Regions from separate parts of the Homo sapiens genome. Here region 2 is linked to region 1. Evidence: chromatin loops called from intact Hi-C (ENCODE). Cell type or tissue: heart left ventricle. All regions are shown on one strand. Each heading gives the region's core, and the rest is flanking DNA. Links, peaks and the distances in the headings are about the cores only. Region 1 overlaps TMEM135 (transmembrane protein 135). Region 2 overlaps TMEM135 (transmembrane protein 135).

What was found. Peaks named below come from ENCODE experiments on the same cell type or tissue, not always from the same donor. Only the 100,000 strongest peaks of a DNase experiment are listed, where the experiment ranks them.
Region 2: it touches region 1 in a loop (2.1-fold over the local background); 1 of 110 quality-filtered maps calls a loop at or near these places.

The regions. Positions count from the first base shown.
Region 1 is chr11:87,110,095-87,119,484 of GRCh38, reverse strand. All of the region lies in intron 4 of TMEM135 (transmembrane protein 135), which reads right to left. Among named protein-coding and RNA genes, the nearest start is that of TMEM135, 77 kb to the right of the region's middle. In heart left ventricle, for the core only: no CTCF peak of the experiment used is centred there; no DNase peak of the experiment used is centred there.
Region 2 is chr11:87,259,438-87,268,827 of GRCh38, reverse strand. All of the region lies in intron 6 of TMEM135 (transmembrane protein 135), which reads right to left. Among named protein-coding and RNA genes, the nearest start is that of TMEM135, 230 kb to the right of the region's middle. In heart left ventricle, for the core only: no CTCF peak of the experiment used is centred there; no DNase peak of the experiment used is centred there; H3K27ac peaks cover 611 bases.

The DNA.
Region 1 (9,390 bases), core at 1,661-6,660:
GTGATCTGTCCTCCTTGGCCTCCCAAAGTGCTGCGATTACACGCATGAGCCATCGCGCCTGGCCTATTATCATTCATGTTACCATTGCAATTGCTTTGGGGTGCCACGAACTGCAAACCATATAAGACAGCAAACTTAATAGATAAATGTTGTGTGTGTTTTGACTGCTCCACCAACTGACTGTTCCCCCATCTCACTCACTCTCCTCAGGTCTCCCTATTCCCTGAGACACAACAATATTGAAATTAGGCCAATTAATAACCTTGCAATTCTAAGTGTTCAAGTGAAAAGAAGAGATGTATGTCTTTCACTTTAAATCAAAAACTAGAAATAATTAAGCTTAGTGAGGAAAGCATGTTGAAAGCCAAGATAGGCCAGAGCTAGGCTTCTTGTTCCAGTGAGCCAAGTTGTAAATGCAAAGGAAAGTTCTCAAAGGAAATTAAAAGTGCTATAACAGTGAATACACGAATGACAAGAAAGCAAAACAGCCTTATTGCTGACACAGAGAAAGTTTTAGTGGTCTGAATAGAAGATTAAACCAACCACAACATTCCCTTCACCAAAACCTAATCCAGAGCAAGGCCCTAACTCTCTTCAATTCTATGAAGGCTGAGAAAGGTGAGGAAATTGCAGAAGTGTGAAGCTAGCAGAGGTGGGTTCATGAGATTTAAGGGAAGAAGCTATCTCCATAACATAAAAATGCAAGGTGAAGCAGCAAGTGCTAACATAGAAGCTACAGGAAGGGCTGGGCACGGTGGCTCACGCCTGTAATCCCAGCACTTTGGGAGGTCACGATGGGCGGATCATGAGGTCAGGAGAGCAGCTTGGCCAACATAGTGAAACCCCATCTGTACTAAAAATACAAAAAATTAGCTGGGCATGGTGGCAGGCACCTGTTATCCCAGCTACTTGGGAGGCTAAGGCAGGAGGATCACTTGAACCCGGGAGGTGGAGGTTGCAGTGAGCTGAGATCGTGTCATTGCACTCCAGCCCGGGCAACAGTGTGACACACCGTCTCAAAAAAGAAAAAAAAAAAGCTACAGGAAGTTATCCAGAAGATCTAGCCAAGATTGTTGATGAAGGTGGCTATACTAAACAACAGATTTTAGACAAAGGAGCCTTACATTGGAAGAAGATGTCATCTATGACTTTCGCAGCTAGAGAAAAGAACTCAATGCCTGGCTTCAAACCTTTAGAGAACAGACTGACTTTCCATACAACTGGTGACTTTAAGTTTAAGCCAATGACCATTTACCATTCTGACAATACTAAGGCCCTTAAGAATTACCTAAATCTACTCTGCCCATGTTCCATAAATGAAACAACAAAGCACACGTGTTTATAGCATGGTTTACTGAATATTTTAAGCCCACTGCTGAGACCTGCTACTCAGAAAAAAAAAATTCCTTTCAAAATATTACTACTCATTGACAACACACCAGGTCACCCAAGAGGTTGGATGTACAAGATTAATGTTGTTCTCATGCCTGCTAATACAATATCCATTCTGCAGCCCATGGATCAAGGAGTAGTTTGAACTTGCAAATCTTATTACTTACAACTATTTCATAAAGCTATAGTTGCTTTATGAGTGATTGATGAGAGAATGATTCCTCTGATGGATTGGGGCAAAGCAAATTGTAAACCTTCTGGAAAGAACTCACCATTCTACATGCCATTAAGGACATTTGTGATTCATGGGAGGTGGTCTAAATATCAACATTAACAGGAGTTTGGAAGCCACTGATTCTCACCCTCATAGATGACGTAGAGGGGTTCAAGACCAGTGAAGGAAGTAAATGCAAATGTGGTTGAAAGAGCAACAGAACTAGAATTAGAAATGAAGCTGGAAGATGTGACTGAATGCCTCCAATCTCATGATAAATCTTGAACAGATCAGGAGTTCTGTTTTTTTCTTATGAATGAGCAAAAAAAGAGGTTTCTTGAAATGAAATTTACTCCTGGTGATTATGCTGTGGACATTATTGAAATGACAACAAAGAATTTAGAATATTACATAAACTTAATTGAGAAAGCAGCAGCAGTGCTTGAGAGAATTGACTCCAATTTTAAAAGAAATTGTACTGTGGATGAAATGCTATCAAACAGCACTGCATGCTTCAGAGAGATCTTTCATGAAAGAAAGAGTCAATCAATATGGCAAATTTCATTGTTGTCTTATATTAAAAAATTGGCACAGTCATGCCAACCTTCAGCAACTACCACCTTAACTAGCAATCATCAACACTGGGGCAAGGCCTTCCAAAGATTATGACTTCCTGATCATTCCTGATATCACTATCAACTTGTAGCTATAAGTTTTTTTTAATTAATGTGTGTACTTTGTTTTAAACATAATGCTTTGGCTGGGCGCGGTGGCTCACGCCTGTAATCTCAGCACTTTGGGAGGCCGAGGCAGGTGGATCATGAGGTCAGAAGTTAGAGACCAGCCTGACCAACATGGTGAAACCCCATCTCTACCATAAATACAAAAATTAGCCATGTGTGGTGGCACATGCCTGTAATCCCAGCTACTCAGGAGGCTGAGGCAGGAGAATCATTTGAACCCAAAAGGCGGAGGTTGCAGTGAGCCGAGATCACGCCACTGCACTCTATCCTGGGAGACAGAGTGAAATTTCATGTCAAAAAAAAAAACAAACCATAATGCTTTGCACATAAAACTACAATATAATGTAAACATGATTTTTATATGCACTGGAAAAGCAAAAAATAATTCATGTGAATCATTTTATTACAGTATTCACTTTATTGCAGTGGTCTAGATCCAAACCCATGATATCTTTGAGGTATGCCTATACTATATGTATGTGTGTGTCTGTGTGTGTGTGTGTGTATGTGTGTGTGTGTGTTTGTACATATATACTATAAATCTTAATAGATATTAATCAATTTATACCAATCCTATTAAGACAGCTAATTTAAATGCATCTAAAATAAATGTCATAATTTAATTATAATTTTCCAATATCTGGAATCAATTAAGTTTCTGAAAAGTTTCAAGTGGGCCACCCAGTAATAAACACAAAATAAATTGTGTCTGCTGTCCTGTTAGTGATAATTTTTTATTGCTACCTCAGTTTCAGATGTCAGAGTAATGACTTCCATATTCTGATTGAAATGCAAATTGAAGCCATATGTTGGAAAGCACAGGCTTTCAATATCATCGCTTTCTTATTTTAGGCACAGTAAAACTATGTTTATAAAGGCTAACAATTATTCAGATAAATTGTCAATTCCAGATCTAGAAAATGTGGAATTTTACATTTTAAACTATGACAATATATGTACTTATGGCACATAATAAATAGGTATTCTCATGTTTACACATCTCATTGGCCAAACTGGAATGGAAACTATAAAACAGTAACAGAATGAATGTTAACTGATTTTCTTCAAGAGTTACAAATGAAAAGTAATTCTATAAATCTATTTTTTAATCCTAAGATTTGGTAATGTAACTAAAATTTACCATTAATCTATATTCTTAAAAATAGATTAATATTTTTAATTTATTTCACTGATAGGTTAAATAAACTAAATAGCATATAAATCAATTTAATGTTTAATAAATATCTAAGACTATGCTACAAGTTTCCCTAGGATCTTCTTGGATTGAGATTCAAACATGATCAGCCCAATAATGAATTTAAGTATCACAGGATTTACTGTTTTTCTCTTTGTGACATTAAACCCAAAATGCTATGTGTATAAAACTGACTTTTCATTTAAAAAGAAAAATGTTGATGTTATAAGTAAATTCTCATACAAATACTCTCTAAAAAGGTGAATCATGAATATTTTAATCAAGAGTAAATACTTCTAAATTTAGCTGTCTAAAATCAACTAGATGTAAAAACTAATAGAAAAGTCTATGCCAATTAAACCATTAAATTGCACAATTTATATACCTCAAAGGCTGTAAATTAAATGTAAATATAGTTCAGTTGCAGAAGTCAAAGGCAAAGTAATTACAAAAGTATTTACTTAAAGAGGGACTGGCATTAGGTGGGGTAGGGGGAAATCATAGCTCTGATGCCAAATAAAATCACTTTATTTTACTTTTTTAAAATGTTCTACTTGAAATGTAAGGATAGAGATATTTTAAGATTAAATTTGCTACAGTCATTTCCAATGCAGAGACAAAATGCTTATAAACTAAAATGACCTAGAATTTTGGTTTAATTATTAAAGAGATGTTAATAATATGCTATAGGACTTGAGCATTATGACATAGTTTTTTAACAAAATAATGGATAGCAGAGAGATGTTTCTTAAGGTTTGGCCTACACAAATTTCTTAAATAAAATTAAACAAATTTCTTTGATATAATTTTAAATCTACACTATACATTATACTATTAAATGCTTAATCAGCCCCCATCTTTGACTAGAGCTTCTCTTACATAGCTCAACATTCAACATTCCTCCAAAAGTCTTTGTATATATTGCTTTCATTTAGGTTTAAAGATGATCAATAATGGTAACTATGCATGAATATAATGGAATATGGTCAGCCATCTATTCTAGGCTTCTGTTTTCCTAGCTATTTGCAAGACTAACTTGTCTGTCAAAGCCCTTTGTTATAAAAAGAAGCATGCTATTACAAGTACTGCATCCTCGGTTGACTAGTGTGTACAATTATTTCCAAGTCCTGTACAGCTATGCCCCTCAGTTCTCAGGCAGTGCCAATACTGTGTTCTTTTGCCCACCTTGTTTACAATGGTTTGGTAACACACACAAAAGCAGCTTAACTGTTATAATGTAGTCCATTTTTCCAACATATGCAGCTCAAAAGTTAAAAATGAATACATGTTTAAAATACTAAATATATAAAGCTCAGAATCAATAAATGTGATGGGATTCATATAATTGAACATCAGTGTAATGACAGGAACTAAAACTGTACTGCTCTACAAGTATGTTCCAAATGTCAAGGTCAATTCTCCATCGGTTGTTCAAAATCATATTCTACTGTTTCATATTTGGACTATCACCTTCCTATACAGCTTGTTGTTTTTTACGGAGCTTGTAATTGTTTTTCTTTTCTCATTGTTGGAAAAAACACAATTTTAGTACATCACTGAGTTTTTCACTTCTTTAGTCAGATGTTTCCAAATGATATCTACATTTTTTTTGAAACCTCTGAGTTCCTATTTAAACTTGGATGAATGCCTTGCAAGATGTGCTGAATAGCTGTTATCTTGAAATTTCTTTGTGTTGCATTCTTGAGTTGGTTTCACTGTTTCTAGGATCTGTTATTTTTCTCTTGCTTGGGTTCCTTTTTATTTTGCTGGAGTACATTCTCAATTTTCCTTCAAGAGAGACTAGATGAGAGGTAAACTCTCAGTCCTCAAATGGCTGAAAATGTCTATATTTTGCCTTCACTTGATTCTGATTCACAGTTTGGTTGGACATAGAATTCTAGATCCAAATCATTTTCCTTCAGAATTGTGAAGGTGCTTCACAGACATGATCATAATCATAGTGACAACAACAATGACAATAGCAATAATAAAAGCAAACACTGATTGAGATCTTCCTATGCACTAGTACGTCTTTTATATGTATTATTTTTCACAACATACACAATATATAGGGATCATATTGTGATGATCCCTATATCTCACAGCTGAGAAAATGGAGGCATAACAGTAAAATTGTTTCACCAAGATCATTATACAACCAGTAAGAGACAGTGTCTGGAAAATCTTTCTTAGTGACCAAAGTCCTGAAATAGTACTGAAAAGATCTCAGCTTTCCCAGACTAGTAAATCAGGGGCCTAGGAGTCAAATGGACACTAATTAGTGTGAAAACTGATACCAAAATTTAGGTCTGTTATAGAATCAGTTTTCTTTCCACTCTTCCATGCTTTCTCTTTTTGTCTCTTCATGTTTACCAGGTTGCTGCCACATTTACAAGAACAGAAAGCCAACTTAATATTAACCAACACAATAAACTAAATCTTGTTACAAGTGTTTGGTTTTATAAAAGAGTTAAATCTTTAAAATATCTTTATTAAATTATTAAACTCATCAATCATCTAACAATGAAAATAATTGTAGAGTTAAAATAATACAAGCCAGAGCTGAAAGATTCAGGCCTACATTGTCAAGGTGCATTTTAGAGAAAAGGTTTTTCTTTCCTTTTCAATTTTTCTTCCTTTCTCTATTTTTCTTTAAATACTTCCTCACAAACACAAGATCAAGTACCAAGAAAAGTAATTCTTGCCTGACTCCTGCAGCTTTTTAGTAAAAATGGAAATTACAATGTGAACTATCTTTCATCAAATGGCATTTATAAGTTGGGCCATGACTTTTCATCTTCTATTTGCTAATCACTATTGGAGATACAAAGGGCATGCCTTAGAGACATATTCTAAATAAGATACTTTTTCCTATACATTTAAGCCATTTATAATCTCTTAAATTTCTTCATTGTACAGCTCACTTTATTGAACCAATTACCAATTTTCTGCACGCCAAAGTGCAAAAAATTCCAGAATCTATGCATTATAGGATACATCTAGGCATAATTCCTCAATTAATCATTTCTGATAAGCAGTACAATTCAGTGTTAAACTTATGTTATTTTCATGAAAATCTGCTGAGAGGTACTACTAAATGATGTAATTCATTATTGGAAGAAAAAAAAACCCTTATCATATGCCATTCAGCCATATAATTTAACAAATGATAAGAACCTGTATCATGCTAGGCATCAGCCCTACACGATTTTCTTCCAAAAAATTTAACATATAATGTATTGTTTTAAAACTAAAGTACTTAAACTCTTAAATTTGTAAATGTGTTTTTACCACTTACATTTACATTTTAGTATTATAATAATTTTACATACAAGATTGTAAAGATGATATTTAACCTTGCAATTAAACTGTATCTCACAAGAAGAATGAGTTCAATAAATATCATGCAAGGAAAGACACCGTTCTTCGCTTCTGTTTTTGAAAATTACTAAATATTATAATAAACCATAGCCATGGATATCACAATAAAAGAAACACATACAAATGATAAAAACTCTGTGAAATACGGTTGATGACCAGAGAGCTACAGAACACAGTAAAACAGTGAGCGATTTTTTAGGGCTTAAGTAGTTAACTGAATGAATGTAAATTAAATAAGTTATTTTTCCTTTGGTTTTAAAAGTACAATACACTTGAATAATTTAATTCCTAAAAGTACAAGTAATGCTTACCTTCTAGACCAAAGTCACATAAAATGATTTAACACAGACGTGTACTGAGTCAATATCCATGCTGAGGCTGCCTAAGGCTGTCATAGTAGTGCTAAATTTTTATAAGCATTGCTATTATATCCAGCCCTTTAGATTCAACATTAATTAAAAAACCATAAATAAAACAATCATGCTCTATATTGCAACTATTGCCACATATAAGGTTTGTTTCCTGGTATCACTATTTAAAAAGCCTCAAGTTCTAGAAGGTCATCAATCAATAACATTTAGATAGGCTACAATAGCAGAGTAAAAGCACTAAACCCAGGATCAAATCCTGAGTTTTCAATATTAATTTATATATTATTACTCTGAGTTTAGAGAAGTCATATATCCTTTTATATTCAGTTTTGCTCATCTATAAATGGGACAATAAAACCAGTCATGCCTATTTAACAGGGTGCTTTTGACAGGTTAAATGGAAAAATGTATGGGAGCATGTTTCAAAGCAATAAACAAACACAAGCTATATTTCTATGTGGGTATAATTCACTGAATACAAAGCATTCAGGTTATTAATGCAGGAAATTTCTTTTTCTTTTTTTTTTTTTTTTTTTTTGAGACGGAGTCTTGCTCAGTCGCCCAGGCTGGAGTGCAGTGGTGCGATCTCAGCTCACTGCAAGCTCCACCTCCCGGGTTCACGCCATTCTCCTGCCTCAGCCTCCCGAGTAGCTGGGACTACAGGCGCCCACCACCACGCCTGGCTAATTTTTTTTTTGTATTTTTAGTAGAGACAGGGTTTCATCATGTTAGCCAAGATGGTCTCAATCTCCTGACCTCGTGATCCACCCGCCTCAGCCTCCCAAAGTGCTGGGATTACAGGCGTGAGCCACAGCGCCAGGCTAGGAAATTTCAAAGATAGACATAGAAGACAAAATCTCAGACATGGAAGAGCTTATTTCAGAGAACAATAAATAAAAATACAGAAAACCCATATATTAAATAACTAAAAGATGTGAAACAAAAAAATCCCTTTAAATTCACGACCAAAAAAATAGGCCATCAACAAAAACTCCTAGGATTAATTAAGGAAAGTAGAGATGGGAGAAAAATAACTAAGCATTTCTTCGTCCTTCTTTGCTAAGGAGTCCTAAGCTTCTACATATACTCTATAGCTATGTTTAGGAAACTACATTTTAAGACTTCAACAATGACTTATTTTGTCTACAGTTAGCGAAAGAATGCAGAACTAGAAAATGAAACATCTAGGTTGAAGTACATAAGGCATCTATGGCAGGGCTAAGTCCCAGAACTTACTTTCATGTCAGCTCCAGGCAAGTATTCTGGGAAACTAATCACATATTATGAATATGACTGCGCAATGCTAGTAACCTAAATATTACTTCCTCCTTTATATAATGCCTGTAATTTTTAAAAGTATGCAATTTTTTATTGACCCTGAATTATTCATTTATTCATCACACACACACACACACATACACACACACACATTCCTTTAAAAAGCAGTCAAAAATAGAGTTCTATGTTTCTTTATCAAAGAATGTTACGAAAAAAACATTTCTTTAAATTACTCATCTCTTACCTAGTGGAATAATCCATTATTACTGTGTAGAAATGCTAGGTTTAATAGCTTCTTTTCCCTCTTGGGTCATATTGACTTAGTCTTTGTAATAATCACCAAAAAATGATCTATGAATTATTCCATTTGACAGATGAGAAAATTTAGATTTGCAGTTATAGTCACAAAGCTATTAAATGGTAAACCAGGATTCAATTTTTTTTTTTTTTAAATTCAAAGACAGGTTCTCACTCTGTGCCCAGGCTGGAGTGCAAGCATGGCTCACTATAACCTCAAACTCTCGGGCTCAAGCAATTGTCCTGCTTCAGCCTCCCAAGTAGCTAGGTCTACAGATGCAAGCCGCCATGCCCGGCCTTCCAGGATTCAAATTTAAATCCATCTAACTCTAGAGCTAGTGTTCTTAACCACTTTACTGTGTTTTTTGGTAATTTGAGTTGGAAAACTATCTATATCCTTTTGCATAAGTGGTATACAGACCAAAAATAATACCACGGAGAACTGCCCTCTCCTTGAGGAATTTCGACACTGCCACAACCAGCTATACCTCTACAGTGGGTACACTGCCACTCAGGTCA
Region 2 (9,390 bases), core at 1,490-6,489, 150 kb before region 1:
CAGCTTAAATACACAAAATAAATCACTTCTGACCGAAATACACTCTCAAAAGCTCTAATCAGGTTTCCACAAGCAACAAAACATACAAAACAAATAAAGAATATCAACAACATTAGTAAATTGGGTTTACTAATTGTGCAGCCAAAAAAAAAATAGCAAATAGGAGACAAAATAGAATTCTTTGTTAAATCTATGAGCATCCATTCAATGTTCTTGACCCTAAAGATTTACATTTTGGTCTTAATACACTCTTAAAACAAAGATTAAGAAGGTTATCTCATTCCAGTTTAAATTCTTAAATCATTTGTTAGAAATTTAAGTCATCTAAAATGCAATCATTGATAGACAAAGGGTATATAATCAGTAAGACATGTAAATATTCATATTCAGACCATCTTTAGAAAGGAGCAGGGGCCTGGCATGGTGGTTCACACCTGTAATCCCAACACTTTGGGAGGCCAAGGTGGGGGGATTGCATGAGCCCAAGAGTTCCAGATCAGCCTGGAAAACATAGGGAGACCCCGTCTTTACAAATAAATAAATAAATAAATAAATAAATAAATAAATAAATATCTAGGTGTGGTGAGGGTGCCTGCCTGAGAGACAGAGTAAGACCCAGTCTCAAAAAAACAGAAAAGAAGAAAGAAAAGAAAAGAAAGGAAAGGAAAGGAAATAAAGGAAAGGAGAGGGAAGGGAAGAGAGGGGGAAGGGGAGGGCCGGGCAAAAAAGAGTAGGTACTTAATCTCCCCTGAAAGTGAACATGTGAACAGGACTTTGTTTAGTTATCCTGTACTCTAGGGCACACTGTATTACAGGGAAATAAGAACACTGATCATGGCCGGGCGTGGTGGCTCACACCTGTAATCCCAACACTTTAGGAAGCCAAGGTGGGCTGATTGCCTGAGGTCAGGAGTTCGAGACCATTCTGGTCAACATGGTGAAACCCCGTCTCTACTAAAAATACAAAAATTCTCCAGGCGTCGTGGTGGCACCTGTAATCCCAGCTACTCGGAAGGCTGAGGCAGGAGAATCACTTGAACCCGGGAGGTGGAGGTTGCTGTGAGTGGAGACCATGCCACTGCACTCCAGCCTGGGCAACAGACTGACTCCATTTCAAAAAAAAAGAATACTGATCATGACATTTAGTTTCATGCATTAGTTTTTGAAATGTATATCACGTATATAATTCTATACTTTCATGAAGTTTTTATATAGTGTATCACAAAAAACAATCACGAAATCCAAATAAAAAAAGAAATAAACTTACATAACTATTTGATGCTTACTATTAACTTCCGTGGACAAAAATACCTTTCCAGTGAAATGGTTTTTTTCACAAAAACACTTTTGTTTTTCTTTTGCTATATAATAAAGCCCCCACAATCATGTGAAATCAGATACAGCAAGTTTTCCATTCTTTAGAGAAGGTTGGCTAGAATGCTTATCTTGTGTAAAAGAAGGAAATTAGAAAGTGACTTCCTACTTATCATTTAGGACTTTCTCAGCTCAAAATCTATCTTTTCCTATATATCTAAATAAATGAAATAAATAGATGATAATTTTTTTCATCCATTCCCTCTCCATGAAGGAACTAAAATTCTAATATTGCTTTTTGTTAACTTGTTAATAATATAACACACATTTTATATGAATGTATAACTAGACCTCACTTACCACTCATGGCAGAGTTCTTTGGACTCTTAAGACACTTCCAATTCATTAGCTCCATAGTTCTTTCCATTTCCAATACTTTCTTCTCACTATCCTCCTTATCCAGCTTAAATTCTATGACCCTAGGAAACACTCTACCACCTTAAGCTCCTTTCTCCTCAGTTCTTACATCACCTCCACCTGGCAAAACTCCAACCGGAGATGAAACTAATCACCTTCTCCATGCCTATAATGAGGCAACTATGTACTGCTAGAGAAAACCACACAACAAAACATAATCACCACACTCAAAGGGATCCTGAATACAGCCCAGGTAAACCTGTCATTTTAGTCTGATCTATACAAAACAAGTACGTCAAACCACATAAATTCTCTTCAGGCCTTTGACCCTCTATCCTTTCTTTCAGCAAAGACCCTGCCTCCTGCTTTAGTGAGAACCATAGAAGCTAACAGATATGACCTTCTAATGGGAAGCTGAGGAGGTTCATTCATGTCTGATAGCTTTTGTTTTGCACCATTTTCTCTTTTCTCCCCTCCTATTACATTAGATAGTAGTTAAAGCTATAAGCATGGGATAAATTATTTACAATGAAAAAAAGAGAGACAATAAGGGAGACTAGAACCAATCCTTGAAGAATTCTAAAGTTTGATGGCCAGGAAAATAAACCTTCAAAGAAACTAGAAATTTGCACTAAAAACAAGTCAGCTACATTCTGCTATATATACATACATATATATTCAAACAAACTGATTTTGAAGACAAATACGACTCTAGTGTTTTCCAACAATATTAAAACATCAGTCCTTTGATAGATGAAATTTCACAATGTTATTATTACTGAGGTCCAAAGAGCCTTTTCTCTTGTGGAAATAAAATAATCTTGACAGGAATTTTACCAGCCAAGGGTGAGGGACTTAGGGGTGGAGAACATGAAATTATTACCCTTTGCAGACACAAAACTTTCCAGTTGTAATATAGATAACTCTGGCTCCTCAAGAGCATATGTAGATTTAAAATCCTTAACTATAAACAGTAGGCTTCAGGCCTGGGTGGTCTGTGCAATGTCCAATAATATATAAATTGGCTTATCCTCAAAATAAATATTTCCTTTTTCATTACTGTGAGTCATGAATAACATTTAATCTTTGTTCAAAAACAGAAAGGATTTCAAGAAAACCTTTTAGCTGTAAGGCTAATAGATCAATAGCTCAGTATACTACTACAAATTATATGCACGTAAAGAGATCTTAAATTACTTTCTCAGAATCTCAAGGAACAATGAGAAAACTAGGAAGATTCTCAATAAGAAATTGACTCAGTGCATACAATGATCACTGATATTTTCTATACAATGTTTAATAATAAGCTATGACCTAAGGGATGAAATGAAATACAAAATACCATGTGCTCCTGTTTTTATCTCAGAGATAATTTGGCATCCTATACAAGCCACCTAAACACTATTTTAAAGTTAAGTGTTTCTTTTATTTTCTTTAAATATGCTATCAAATGGTGGCTGATTGGGTTAAATTCATCTTTAAGAGAACGTTCAAATATTTCATAAAAGGTGCATACCAATTATTTTCCAGAAGTGTTTAGATGCTTATTAAAATTTGATCTGACATAGTAGTCAAACAAAAGAAACAAATTTGGAGGAAGAGAGGAAAAAGAAGAGAAGAGAAAACATTGAGGAGTAATAGACTCAATTTATATGTAATATGGTAAAATGGTTCCCTGAAACAATCCAAAGAATTGTTCTCTTTCAGAATGAAAAGAGTCCAGTATTCTTCATGGATGACAGGAACTTGGTCTGACTCAGTACTTGCTTCCATATCTGCTTAATGAATGGGCCAGAAAATATTCTAAAATCATAACAAAGACATATTATCAGAGTGTAAAGATTCCAAAATCATCACAACCAGATGTGTAGGACTAAAAATCTTGGCTTCTAGCTATATTTCTCACTATCAGTTTATAAAATGAGCATTAAATATTATTTGTTCTAGCTCTAAATTTCTTCCTTCCAAAAGAGCTGATCTAAGTGTGAATAGACAATAAATTTCTAGTCAATCTCTTTTATGACAACAGCTGTGAGTAACATTCCAATTTCTTCTTTATGTCAAAGTTTCATGTTTTAATTGTAGCTTATTATTACTGTGGCCAATTTACTCTAGAAAATAAGAATGTATAACCTATAATATAACTATATTCTACAACTAATTTCAGACCCATCTCATGACATTTCAAGTAGTTCACAGCTTTAAAATAACACACAATCTCTTTTTATGTCTCTTTGAAAATCTAGTCAATTATTTCTCAACAAAATGAACTTTAATACTATAAGCAAGATAATGCCCTTAAAGCTAATAAACAAAGAATAAAGTTTAAGATTTTTTTGACTTTATTGATAAAATTAACCTACCATAGATCTGGAAGACTGAATTTAAATGACAACTGACTATATACAGTGAGCTTAAGGCTGGAACTACATTGTAGAGATTAAACAGCTGAAATTCTTAAAATGTACAGACTGCATTCAAATAAGTCTTCAATACATATCTGAATACATTTCATAAGAAAAAGTGATCAATTCATGATAAAAGATCAGGAGCGATTATAAACATATGCTAATGCAAAGTATAGTTCCTTCCTACTAAAAAGAAACTATCAATAATATATAAACAGTAACATAAATTTAATTTGGATCTAAAATACCATTTATCTACATACTTGTCAAACTTAAAATGACATGACTAATAATGTTAGGTGCCATAGTGGATTACTAGTTACTTCCTAGACATTATAAATTAAAGTAAAAGCAGAAAACAAACAACAAAAAAAAAGAAAAGAAAAAGAACAGAAAAGAAAAGTGAGATTGGGGAGGAGAGGAGAAAAAAAGAGAGAGAGAGACTGAAACATAGACAGAGATCATAGACATCTGACTACAAAGTAGCTTTTATCCTCTTTTCTAGTTTAAAACCTAGTCACAATAAAGGAATTTCAAAAATTTTTAACAGCACTAATTAGAAATATTTACTATTTCAAATAGAAAGATAAAGCATTCCATGACATGGTATGATATTTCCACTACAGTTTAAACTATGTCATATGTAAAATCCAAAATATACATTAAGAATTTTTTTACCAAACTTCTATCTTCCTTAATTTCTAGGTTTTTCATTTAATTTCATATTTCCTTTCTAAAAGGCTTGCCATCACAATGTGGTATTTACGAGTACAAAAATAATACTGGGTCTATTTGCCATGTCCCTCACATAAATTTCAAAATATTCAATTGTTTTAAAATAATTAATGGTATTTGAAAGTAAATTATGCAAAAATTCCACTTCTGTCTCTGCCACTAACTGCTGTGTGATCTAAGAAAAGCTACAAAAATTTTTCACGTTCATTTTCTTCACCAGAAAATAGACAATGCTTATTACATAATCTCTACTTTGCTTCATACTCTAAAACCCTATGATTCTGTGAAACTTAAGTATTGGTATTATTCACTTTAGAGAATAACACTTTTATTTATGAAATGTTGCAACATACTGGACTAAAAAGAACACTAAATCAGCTTACAGTTTATGAATTTTTGAACTTCAGTTACTTTTAATACGTAAGAATCAAGACATATGTCAAATATGTCAACCAGTTCCTAGAGTAAAAGTATGAGTGAAGTCTGGCTCTACTAGGATAAATAATGAGCCAAAGCAAAAATGGTAGGAGCCAAATCTTGACAGCTTTAAGACATGGAAAAAATTCTAAAGGAATGGAGAAGAGGACAGTGATGATGATATTGCAGTAACAAAATATGAAGAATCAGAATTTAGCAAATATTTTCAAAATGTGCTCTTCACAGTAACAGTTCTTGTATCCAATCTCCATTTAAGAGATTAAATAGGACAAATTTATCTTAGTTTCCTTATTTTCTCTGTAAATATTCTAATATGCACATTGATTGCTCAAAAATAAAACACTACTCCAAATAGGACCACATACACCTCTCTTCATATTAGTTGTTACATGCTTGTCAAGACTCAGCTGTATTTGTCCCCAAATGTGTTCATGTCAGTTGTACTTCTTAATGTAATTACGTAACTGGCTTACATATTACATAAAACAAAAAGGAAGAAAGGTTTTTTTTTTCCATGAAAACTGAGTTGAATGCTTTGAAAAGACAATATCTTATAACAAAAACAACTCAGAACTCCACCTAGGCAACTCATACTCACAAAAAACGCCTTGGTAAATGAGCAGATATGTATGTGCTAAATTGAAATAAAGTACTTAATGTATACATGTATCCAATATTTTGTAGACAATGTTAATAGAAACAAATCTCATGCTACTGCTATGAAGACAGCCTTCCTTGCATAGATTTTTGTCCCCTCCGCTCACGGCTCAAAATGAAGATATGGGGAGCTGAACTTCCCCAACTGCCCCCACAGACCTGCAGCATGAAACAGAGCTGGCCAGATAATTGGCTTGCTGTTATATGCCACTCAGATTTTATGGTTGTGTTTACAGTAGCTGATTGATACAACAATATAACAGGAAGGAACAAACATTAATAGCATGTAAAGAGCTCCTACAAATCAGAGCAATAAATTTAAAAATAAAAAATAGGTAGAGGTAGGAAATCGAAATGGCTAATAAACCAATGAAAAGGTGTTCCACCTCAAAGTACAGCAAAAATGAGGTATTACCTACATTTTAGATGATTTGACTGACAAAAAGATAAAAATTACCAACATAAACTAGGATGTAGGAATCAATAAGCACTCTTGGAGCGAAAATACATGGATACTGCCTTTTTTGGAGGACAATCTGGCAATATCTATTAACATTAAATATGTCTAGTACATTTGAACCAGCGAATCCATTTGTAGCTAAGTATCTAACCTATCAATAATATATAAACAGTAACATAAATTTAGAAATACTGGAACAGGAGCACAAAGATATTTTAAAAACAATGTTCATGGTTGTACAGTTTGCAACAACGAAAACCTGCAAATAGTGTAAATGTCTGTTGAGAAGGTTTAAATACTTATTTATAGATTTTTTTTGCAGCCCCTAAAAACAATGAGGATATGTACTGACATTTGGATAGAATCCGAAGATGCATTATTAAATAGAAAAACACTACAGAACAATATATAATTTGTGATCTCATTTTTAAAAATATAAACATAGGTACAAAGGTATGTATAGAAATAATTCTGTGTTGAACCTGATGGCTCATGTCCACAATCTCAACACTTTGGCAGGCCAAGGCAGGCCGATTCCTTGAACCCAAGAGTTCTAGACCACCCTGAGCAACGTAAGGGGATCCCGCCTCTAAAAAACAAAACTAAAAAATTAGACAGGAGTGGTGGTGCACACATGTGGTCCCAGCCACCCAGGAGGCTGAGGTGGGAGGACTGCTTAAGGCCAGACGTTTGAGGCTGCAGTGAGTCATGACTGTGCCACTGCACTCCAGGGTAAATGAAAGCGAGTCTCAAAAAAAAAGAATTCTAGAAGGATATATGCAAACTGTTAAGATGGTTTGAACTAAAAAGAGAGAAGTACAAAGAGGGAGGTATATAAAGGGGTGAGAATTTTCCATTTTTATTATTTATACTTTTGCATTGTTTGAATTTTTAAATGAAACTGTATTATTTATACAATTAACAAAATTTTAAAAAGAAACGGAGACTTCTAATTTTTTTGTTTCACACATTAATTAACGAGAAATTTTGGATAAGAAAAGTCTCTATTTTATCAATTCATCTACTAAATAATTAACAGACTCATGATTTCTAACCCACATAGAAGATTTGTAGTTAAAACTGGGTAATAAATCAAGGCAGAATATGTATTTTGGCAAAATATACATAAGGAAATATTAAAGGAGGTTGGCGCTGAGAAGAAAGGAAGAGGGAGGGGAAAGAGACCTGATAATCTTTGACCTTCTAAAGTAATTATATGAATAGCTATTTTCTGTTTTAACTGAGAAAATTCCCATTACAGAAATTCAAGATGTTGAGAAAAACGTCTTGACTCTACTTGTTGTGAGGTACTAGAATAGGTTGCCAAGAGAAGCAGTGGAATTAAATTCTCTGGAATTTCTTAAAATTACAGATTCTAAAGACAATTACAGAAGTTATTTCCTGATGTGACTTATGGCTCTGCTATTCAGAGTGTGACACGAGGACCAGAACTAGCATCGCCTGGGAGAGTGTTGGAACTACTGAAGCTCACATCCCACCCCAGACCTACTGAATCTTAATCTGCATTTTTAAAAGATTCAATGTTAAAGTTTGGGAACTGCTTTATAGCCCTTACATCAGACATTTAAATTTGTAACAGTTTATTAACAACAACTGCACATTAGGAATCAATAAAGAGAAATACCTCATTTGATTAAAAAAAAAAACCTTTCTTTTTCATCCTTATCAGTACTATTTCTGTTTTCCCAAAGAACAATAAAAAATTAATGCCCTATTTTATTAGGCCTATTTCTTTTAAGAAGGTAAAAGCTCCATCAGTCTAACTCGCATTTACTCACACAGTTTTTGTTAAATATTATAATGTAACAGAAAATTAAAAGGGATGTAATACAAATCCAAAAAAAAATAGATAATAAATTCAGGAAAGTGACCGGAATTTTAATGATTATAGACTTCTTAGCATTCAAGTAATTTCAACAAGTTAGGCTTGCTATAATAAATGTCTCTACGTGTTTCATATCAGTAGAAGTTGCTGGTGGTTTTCAAAAGTGAGATAAGGAAAGCCTTATCTTTCATAAGAATCCCTGAAAATATCTTACAATGACACCCTGCAAGGAAGGTTCATCCACAATATTAGAATTTGGAATTATCAAATACAACAAACATTTTTTAACATTCAAGGAAGAAACAGAAGTTAACAATTGTGTTTCCAATAATAGAACTGGATGCTTTTGTGATAATAAAAGAAATCTAACCTGATAAGCTCAATTGTTTTCCACTGTCTGATTTTTAATATTATTCTTGTTCTGAACATGCCCAAAGAGCTCAAAACCATAAAAATTGCATAATCCATTTCAGTGATCAAATCACTTTAGAAAGCATTTGAGAGCAGCTGAGATTCAGAGGTCCTAAGCTGTCACAAAGCTTGAAAACCCAAAGCTGTGTTCTCCTCCTCTTTACATTTTGCATTTGAGGATGACAGGAACATGATAAACAGCCAGCACTCAGCCACCATCAAGGCCCTACCAGTACAAAGAGGCTTTGTGATTAACAAGGGAAAATAAAAAAGGGAAGAGACCCACTTTTTCCTTCCTCTAGGGAAGACGCTAGACAGAGATGACTGAAATTTTAGAACTTAAAAGCTTCTCCCATTTCTATTAGCTCACTTTGCAGGTAAACATTTTCCTGGCTCAGTGACTCAATCACACATCTGAAACAAAATGTGCTGAAAATTGATAATGGTGGGAAAATATTCTGTTTTGCTGTGAATTTTAGATGAACTTGTATATCGATGGTGTACTTTCTCTCCCAATGATCCCATTCACTGAAACTATACAACATGAAAAATAAGCCTCCAAATATGGATGTTTTATTTGAAGTTTTAAGGATGTAGACTGGAATAAGGCCAAAAAATTTCCATTTGTGCTATCTATGCTAATTCTTAAAAATGTCTGAAATAGACCCATGGAAGAGGAAAAAAATGTAACATGATATATATAT